Linked DNA regions of Homo sapiens: region 2 is linked to region 1. Evidence: chromatin contacts called from ENCODE Hi-C data. All regions are on one chromosome and are shown on one strand. The core of a region is the stretch at or near the end of the contact, and the rest is flanking DNA. Distances in the headings are between cores, read along the strand shown. Region 1 holds the start of PLEKHJ1 (pleckstrin homology domain containing J1). Region 2 holds the start of ZNF554 (zinc finger protein 554).

Evidence for each region. A loop is a pair of places that touch in the nucleus more often than their neighbours do. Pooled maps may share reads with other maps.
Region 2: a loop to region 1 is called in a pooled map, with 9 times the contacts of the local background. The contact joins the promoter of ZNF554 here to the promoter of PLEKHJ1 in region 1. A Hi-C loop is called at or near these places in 6 of 50 pooled maps.

The regions. Positions count from the first base shown.
Region 1 is chr19:2,234,383-2,238,384 of GRCh38, reverse strand. PLEKHJ1 (pleckstrin homology domain containing J1) reads left to right here and starts at 2,056. Exons shown (of 6, transcript NM_018049.3): 1 at 2,056-2,230; 2 at 2,395-2,462; 3 at 2,557-2,623. The coding sequence starts at 2,137. It overlaps SF3A2 (splicing factor 3a subunit 2), which reads right to left and starts at 1,561. Exons shown (of 9, transcript NM_007165.5): 1 at 1,484-1,561. It overlaps MIR6789 (microRNA 6789), which reads left to right and starts at 2,459; the gene lies at 2,459-2,556. RefSeq lists silencers at 1,276-1,375, 1,986-2,615 and enhancers at 1,796-1,845, 1,424-2,032, 2,641-3,249, 3,252-3,831.
Region 2 is chr19:2,817,695-2,821,696 of GRCh38, reverse strand. ZNF554 (zinc finger protein 554) reads right to left here and starts at 1,829. Exons shown (of 5, transcript NM_001102651.2): 1 at 1,573-1,829. The coding sequence starts at 1,625. RefSeq lists an enhancer at 725-1,418 and a silencer at 1,351-1,790.

The sequences.
Region 1 (4,002 bases), core at 807-3,306:
AAAGATCAGGGGACAGCCTGGCCAACCTGGTAAAACCCCATCTCTACAAAAAATACAAAAATTAGCCGGGTGCAGTGGCTCATGCCTGTAATCCTACCACTTTGGGAGGCCGTGGCAGGTGGATCACCTGGTCAGGAGTTCGAGACCAGCCTGGGCAACATGGCGAAACCTCGTCTCTACAAAAAATACAAAAATTCGCCGGACATGGTGGTGAGCACCTGTGATCCCAGCTACTCGAGAGGTTGAGGCAGGAGGATGGCTTGAGCATGGGAGTTTGAGGCTGGAGTAAGCTGTGATTGCACCACTGCACTCACTCCAGCCTGGGTGACAGAGCAAGACCCTGTCTCAAAACAAACAAAAAACCGATGACGACCAGGGGAAATGAGCTTAAGAATTGAGGAAAAGTGGCCTCTGGGACCTGGGACTAGACCATTGAGAAGGAATTAGTTTTTCGTGGCAACACCGTTCTCTCCTTAACCTAGCCAACAACCTATTTTCCAGAGCTCCGCCTGGCTGTTTGGTGTCGTCCAAGGATACACAAGAACAACGGTCACAGCGGGGTGCACCTGCAAAATGGGGCCAGCTAACGTGTTCTGGTCGCCTTTGGCATGATGTTGAAGCCGTCACTCCCATTTTAAGGGAACTGAGGCTCACAGGAATTACATCACAGAGCCCCAGTCAACTAACAGGTATAGATGAGCATACAGAAGCGTTCTCGGCTACAAGGAAGGCGGCCGAAACCATTTCAGCCGCGATCCCGATTCGACCCCAACGAATCTTGGTTGTTTCTTTTTTATTTTGTCAAACAGGGTCTTGCTCTGTTGTCCAGGCTGGAGTGCAACGGCACAATCACAACTCACTGCAGCCTCGACCTCCTGGACTCAAGCGATCTTCCCGCTTCAGCCTCCAGAGTAGCTGGGACTACAGGCGCGCGTCACCAACCACGCCCGGCTAATTTTTTTTTTTTTTTTTTTTGCAGTGATGGGGTCTCGCTATGTTGCCCAGGCTGGAGTGCAGTGGTGGGATCATGGCTCACTGCAGCCTCGACATTCCGAGCTCAAGCGATCCTCTCGAGTAGCTGGGCCTACAGGTACAACCACCACTCCTGGCTAATTTTTTAAAATTTTTTGTAGAGATGGGGGTCTCGGTGTGTTGTCCAGGCTGGTCTCGAACTCCTGGCCTCAAGCGATCCTCCCGCCAAGGCCTCCCTGAGCAGTGAGATTACAGGCGTGAGGCCCCGCGCGCGGCCTCCCAACAGGAGTTTGGAAATAGAGTTCCTGGCGGGCCCGACCCTCCAGGCCCGCCCAGCGCGGGGCCTCAGGATGCACAAGGCCGGACGCTCACGGGAGGAGGGAGGGGAGCGACGCCGCCGCCCCACCCTCGGCCCGCGGCCTGTCGCAAGCGCCTCTCTCCTACGTCCGCTGTCCCCCAGGGAACCCCCGGTCCGCGTCGGCCGCCGCCCTCAACCGCCTCTACTCCTCACCAGAGCCCAAGGCCGCGTTATCTCCTCCTCGTTTCGCCACCTCCACGACTTCGTTTGGCGAACGGCGGGCAAAGAAAGCACTTCCGGGGCAAATGAGACGGGCCCTCTGGTGTGCGCATGCCTGGCCCGCCCAGCGGCGTGAGTCAGAGGGTCCCGAGGCGCGAAGGAAAAGGCTGGAGGGGGAGAGGCTGAAAGCGCGGCCTGGAAGGCAAACTGCGCGTGCGCACAACGCTCTCAACGAACCCTCGGTCCGCTGCGGCCGCACGGGGCCAACTTTCGCGAGGGAGCGGCTGACACTCTCCGGGCGACGTTATCGCTCCCTCCGCCTGCGCCTGGCCGCTCTAGAAAGGGGTGCCAGCCATCGCTGGGGTGCCTTGATTCTGTTCCACCTTGGTCCGGTTTATTTCAGTTTAATGGTTATGTAACAACGGTCCGTCTCTCCTACCAACCGGTACCCCGCCCACGCCAGCAGCCACGGGTCGCCAGCGCCACGCAGCGGAGGCGGGCGGCATGGCTGGCCCAAGGTGCGCAGGCGCACTAGCCCTGGGGGTGCTTCCGTGTCTGCGCCCTGAGACATTTTTGGCGCCGGCCCCAGCCTGAGCGGGGACGGCGGCCGGGAGGGCGCGGCCCGGGTTCCCGTTCCCCGCGGAGCCATGCGGTACAACGAGAAGGAGCTGCAGGCTCTGTCCCGGCAGCCGGCCGAGATGGCGGCCGAGCTGGGCATGAGGGGCCCCAAGAAGGGCAGCGGTGAGCGGGACCCGGGAGACCGAGACAGTGCCAGGGGCGGGAGGCCGGGGCCGGGGTCTGGGCGGGGGTGCCGGAGGCCGGAGTCCGGGTCGGGGCGCCGGGGACGGGAGGCCGGGGTCCGGGCGGGGGCTGCCTGCGCCCCTGAGTGCGCGCTGTGCCCGCAGTGCTGAAGCGGCGGCTGGTGAAGCTGGTGGTGAATTTCCTCTTCTACTTTCGGACAGACGAGGCCGAGGTAGGGGCGTCCCGGGCGCGCGGGCGGGTCCCAGGCTGGGCCCCTCGGAGGCCGGGTGCTCACTGCCCCGTCCCGGCGCCCGTGTCTCCTCCAGCCCGTCGGAGCCCTGCTGCTGGAGCGCTGCAGAGTCGTCCGGGAAGAGCCCGGCACCTTCTCCATCAGTGAGTGGGGCTAGGGAAGCCAGCGGCGCTTCCCGCAGCCCGGGGCACCCGCAGCGCCGCACTTTCCCCTCCCCGGGCGCCCAAGGTCTCCTCTGTGTCCCCAGCCTGGCGCCACCCTCCTCAAACACAAGAGTGCATTGTCCACGGGCAGCTCAAGGTCAAGTTCTCCTGGCGGGCACCACCCTTCCCACCTGCCGAGTCCACTTAAGCTTGGGTCCCTCCCAGACTCTGCTCTTTGTTCCCTGTGGGCCCAGGCTGTACTTACAGGGCAGGTGGGCCAGCCCCACCCAAAGCGTTTCCCCAGCTGCCAAGAGTAGCATGGGTCTAGCATTGTTATATGGCCCCGGGCTGGAAATCCCAGGTGGGGGTAGGAGGAGTGAGAGGGGGGTGTTCTCCTGGGTCTTAAGAGATTCCCTTCTGCGGGGAAAGATGGAGTCCCTGCTAGTTTGCCCAGAGTGGCTGTCAAAATTCCACAGGCCAGGTGGCTTAAATATCAGAAACATTCTCTACAGTTCTGGAGGCCAGAAATCCTAGATGAAGGTGTGGGTGGGGCCGAATCCTTCTGAGGCCGAGGGGAATCTCCCAGTTCCTAGTGGTGGCCAGTATCCTCCAGGTTCCTTGGCTTGTGGAAGCGTCACCTTGTCCTCCTTGCATCACGTCTGTGCCCACATTTCCCCTTCTACACAGACGCCAAGCAGAATTTAGGGCCCACCCTGACAACCCCTTTTTACTTCACTTTATTATTTTATTTGCTTATTTTTTGAGACAGGGTCTTGGTATGTCGCCCAGGCTGGAGTGCAGTGGTGCAATCTCGGCTCCCTGTAACTTCCCCCTCTCGGGTTCAAGTGATTCTCCTGCCTCAGCCTCCCGAGTAGCTGGTACTACAGGCACGCGCCACCATGCCCAGCTAATTTTTGTATTTTTAGTAGAGACGGGGTTTCGCCATATTGGCCAGGCTGCTCTCGAACTCCTGACCTCAGGTGATCCTCCCACCTCGGCCTCCCAAAGTGCTGGGATTACGGTCTTGAGCCACCGTACCCGGCCCTCTTTATTTTTGAGACAGGATCTTTTGTTTCCGAGGCTGGAGTGCAGTGGCGTGATCACAGCTCACTGCAGCCTCAACCCCCTTGGCTCAAGCAGTCCTCCCACTTCTGACTCCGGAGTGGCTGGGCCTACAAGGCCCCACCACCACACCTGGCTAATTTTTGTTTTTGTAGAGATGGGGATTTTGCCATGTCACCCAGGCTGGTCTCGAACTCCTGAGCTCAAGCAATCCTCCCACCTTGGCCTCTCAAAGCGCTGGGATTATAGGCATGAGCCACCGCACCTGGCGACAACCTCATTTTGACTAGTTTATATGCAAAGACCCTGTTTATATA
Region 2 (4,002 bases), core at 580-3,079, 580 kb before region 1:
GACCCCATCTCAAAAAATAAAAATAAAAACAAAAAAGGAGAAAGAGACACAGGGAAGAAGGCCACATGATGATGCAGGCAGAGCTTGGAGTGATGTGGCCCCAAGCCAAGGGACACCAACTATGGCAGGCCACCCCCAGAAGCTGGAAGAGACAGAGAAGATCCTCCCGCCAGAGCCTTCAGAAGCACCACGGCCCCACCACATCTTCATGTTGGGCTTCTGGCCTCCAGACTTGTGAGAGAATAAATTTCAAGCCTCCCCCTGCCCCCTGGTTTGTGGTGCATTGTCACAGCAGCTCCAGGAGGCTCATGTAAGAACCAAAGGCGCCGGGCGCAGTGGTCACTTTGGGAGGCCGAGGTAGGTGGATCACCTGAGGTCAGGAGTTCGATACCAGCCTGGCTGGCCAACATGGAGAAACTCTGTATCTACTAAAAATATAAAAATTAGCCAGGCGGGGTGGCGTGCACCTGTAATCCCAGCTACTTGGGAGGCTGAGGCAGGAGAATCACTTGAACCCACGAGGTGGATGCAGTGAGCCGAGATCGTGCAACTGCACTCCAGCCTGGGCAATAGGGCGAGACTGTCTCAAGAAAAAAAAAAGAAGAAGAAAAAGAAACCAACCTGTTTGGGTAGGGGAGAGTTCAGGGAGGTTGGGGTTGCTAGAGCAGCAGAAAGGTCAGCTGCCTCCCTCATTCCTCAACATGGGTGGTGGGTATAAACAGAATAGACCCTTGCAGCTGCGCGGTGGCTCACGCCTGTAATCCCAGCACTTTGGGAGGCTGAGGCGGGTGGATCACCTGAGGTGGGAGTTCGAGACCAGCCTGGCCAACATGGTGAAACCCCGTCTCTACTAAAAATGCAAAAATTAGCCGGGCGTGGTGGCATACGCCTGTAATCCCAGCTACTTGGGAGGCTGAGGCAGGACAATGGCTTGAACCCGGGAGGCGGAGGTTGCAGTGAGCCGAGATCATGCCATTGCACTCCAGACTCCGTCTCAAAAAAAAAAAAAAAAGGACCCTTGCTGTCTTATCACCAGGACAGCGGTGCTAACGTATAAGTGAGGTCTCTCCCTCAGGGCGCTGTGGACACTGGAGCCTGGGTCATTCTCTGGGCTGGGCAGGGTGCTGAGTTGCATCCCTGGCCTCCACCTACTCCATGCCAGGAACTGCCCCCAGTTATGACAACCACAGACGTCCCCAGACATCGCCCGGTGTCCCCTGGAGGGCAGGACCGCCCCTCGCTCAGACCCTCTGATGTGGCCTCACTGCAGTGCGAGCGTGGCAGCCCCTCTCTGCCTTTAGGGTAGAGTCAATGCGTCTTCTCCCTCTCCTTGCAGGCTGGGCCTCGGAAAGCTTATGCGTCTCTCACCCAGGGGCGTTTTCACAGGGCAAGGGCAGACCGTGCCATCCTGGGCGTTGGGGCCCTGGGCGAGCTGCCGGCTCCCGACCCTCCCGTGGGGACCCTATCGCGACAGGGTCATGCCCCGGCCACCCGGCCCCGCCAGACCCAGCCCCACCAGAGCCCCGGCAGGCCCGGCACGGAGGTCGCGGCGCGGGAGGCGGCGGCACTTACGGCTGAGCTGCCGGGAGCCGCGCGCGCCGGCCCAGGTGGGCGCAGGTGACCATCGGGGCGCGCGCTGAGGCGCCAGACAGGGCCCCCGAGGCGGGAGCGCCCCGTGCAGGCCGGCCGGCCTCCCCTGCGTGTCCCTGGGACGCCTCCTCCGCTCGGCTCCTCGGCGCTCGGAGCGGACGCCCCCCGCAGGCGCCCCTCAGGAACTCGCCGCAGCCGCCGCCACCAACCCCGACGCGCGCAGAGGTAAACTCGGCACTGCGCCTGCGCACCCCGAACCTGCGAACTACAAGTCCCAGCAGGCCCCGCAGCGCGGCGCTGGGCTCCTGACTCTCCAACCTGGGTCACAGCGCCGCCTCCGGGCGGGCGGCGTCTCCGCAGGACCACGATGCCCCTGCGGCTGTTGGATCCACCCCGTGTGGTTCGCTGGAGTCCCCGGGTGTTGTGGGGTTCGCGGAGCCAATCCTCAAATCCCAGCTCCGTCGTTTCCCGGCGGCTTGCCATTGGATATTAATAACTACTATTATTTATTAAGCAAGTTATATAAACGTATAATGTATTACATACTTATTAAAATGATTGCTTAAGTAATTGTTGTTTGTTTTTGAGACTGAGTTTCGCTCTTGTCGCCCAGGCTGGAGTGCAATGGCATGATCTCAGGTCACTGAAACCTCCGCCCCCTCGGGTTCAAGCGATTATCCTGCCTCAGTCTCCCAAGTAGCTGGGATTACGGGCGTGCACAACCACACTCGGCTAATTTTTTATATTTTTGGTAGCGACGCGGTTTCACCATGTTGGCCAGGCTGGTCTCGAACTCCTGACTTCCAGTGATCTGCCCGCCTTGGCCTCCCAAAGTGCTGGGATTACAGGCGTGAGCCACCACGCCCAGCCAAATTAAATTATTGTTTAAATATTTATTTAATATTCTACTGATTGTTATTTATGAGAAATTAAAATAGTAAAACTACTATAATTAATATACTGTTGTAGGATACAACAAATTCCTCTTCAAAGGTTTTAGCCTGTAAATTGTTAAGTACAATCAGTTATGAGCTCCTCTCCAAAGAACCAATGTTTCCGTATATTCAGCTCCCCTGTTCTTTTTTTTTTTTTTTTTGAGATGGAGTCTCGCTCTGTCGCCCAGGCTGGAGTGCAGCGGCGCGATCTCGGCTCACTGCAAGCTCCGCCTCCCAGGTTCACGCCATTCTCCTGCCTCAGCCTCCCAAGCAGCTGGGACCACAGGCGCCCGCCACCACGCCCGGCTAATTTTTTTGTATTTTTAGTAGAGACGGAGTTTCACCGTGTTAGCCAGGATGGTCTCGATCTCCTGACCTCGTGATCCGCCTGCCTCAGCCTCCCAAAGTGCTGGGATTACAGGCGTGAGCCACCGCGCCCGGCCACCTATTCTTTGTTCTTCATTTTAAACTTTAACTTCCTCGTTCTTTTCGTTTCCTTGCCCCTAGTTTCAGTAAACAACCCCTCCTAGCCCCTATCACCTGCTCTGACCTTAGTCACCCTTGGTCACCTGCTCTGACCTTAGTCATCCTTGGTCACCTGCTCTGACCTTAGTCATCCTTGTCACCTGCTCTGACCTTAGTCATCCTTGGTCACCTGCTCTGACCTTAGTCATCCTTGGTCACCTGCTCTGACCTTAGTCATCCTTGTCACCTGCTCTGACCTTAGTTATCCTTGGTCACCTGCTCTGTTCTTAGTCACCCTTGTCACCTGCTCTGACCTTAGTTATCCTTGGTCACCTGCTCTGTTCTTAGTCACCCTTGTCACCTGCTCTGACCTTAGTTATCCTTGGTCACCTGCTCTGACCTTAGTCATCCTTGGTCACCTGCTCTGTTCTTAGTCACCCTTGTCACCTGCTCTGACCTTAGTTATCCTTGGTCACCTGCTCTGTTCTTAGTCACCCTTGTCACCTGCTCTGACCTTAGTCATCCTTGGTCACCTGCTCTGACCTTAGTTATCCTTGGTCACCTGCTCTGACCTTAGTCACCCTTGTCACCTGCTCTGACCTTAGTTATCCTTGGTCACCTGCTCTGTTCTTAGTCACCCTTGTCACCTGCTCTGACCTTAGTCATCCTTGGTCACCTGCTCTGACCTTAGTCACCCTTGTCACCTGCTCTGACCTTAGTCATCCTTGGTCACCTGCTCTGACCTTAGTTATCCTTGGTCACCTGCTCTGACCTTAGTTATCCTTGGTCACCTGCTCTGTTCTTAGTCACCCTTGTCACCTGCTCTGACCTTAGTCATCCTTGGTCACCTGCTCTGACCTTAGTTATCCTTGGTCACCTGCTCTGACCTTAGTTATCCTTGGTCACCTGCTCTGTTCTTAGTCACCCTTGTCACCTGCTCTGACCTTAGTTATCCTTGGTCACCTGCTCTGTTCTTAGTCACCCTTGTCACCTGCTCTGACCTTAGTTATCC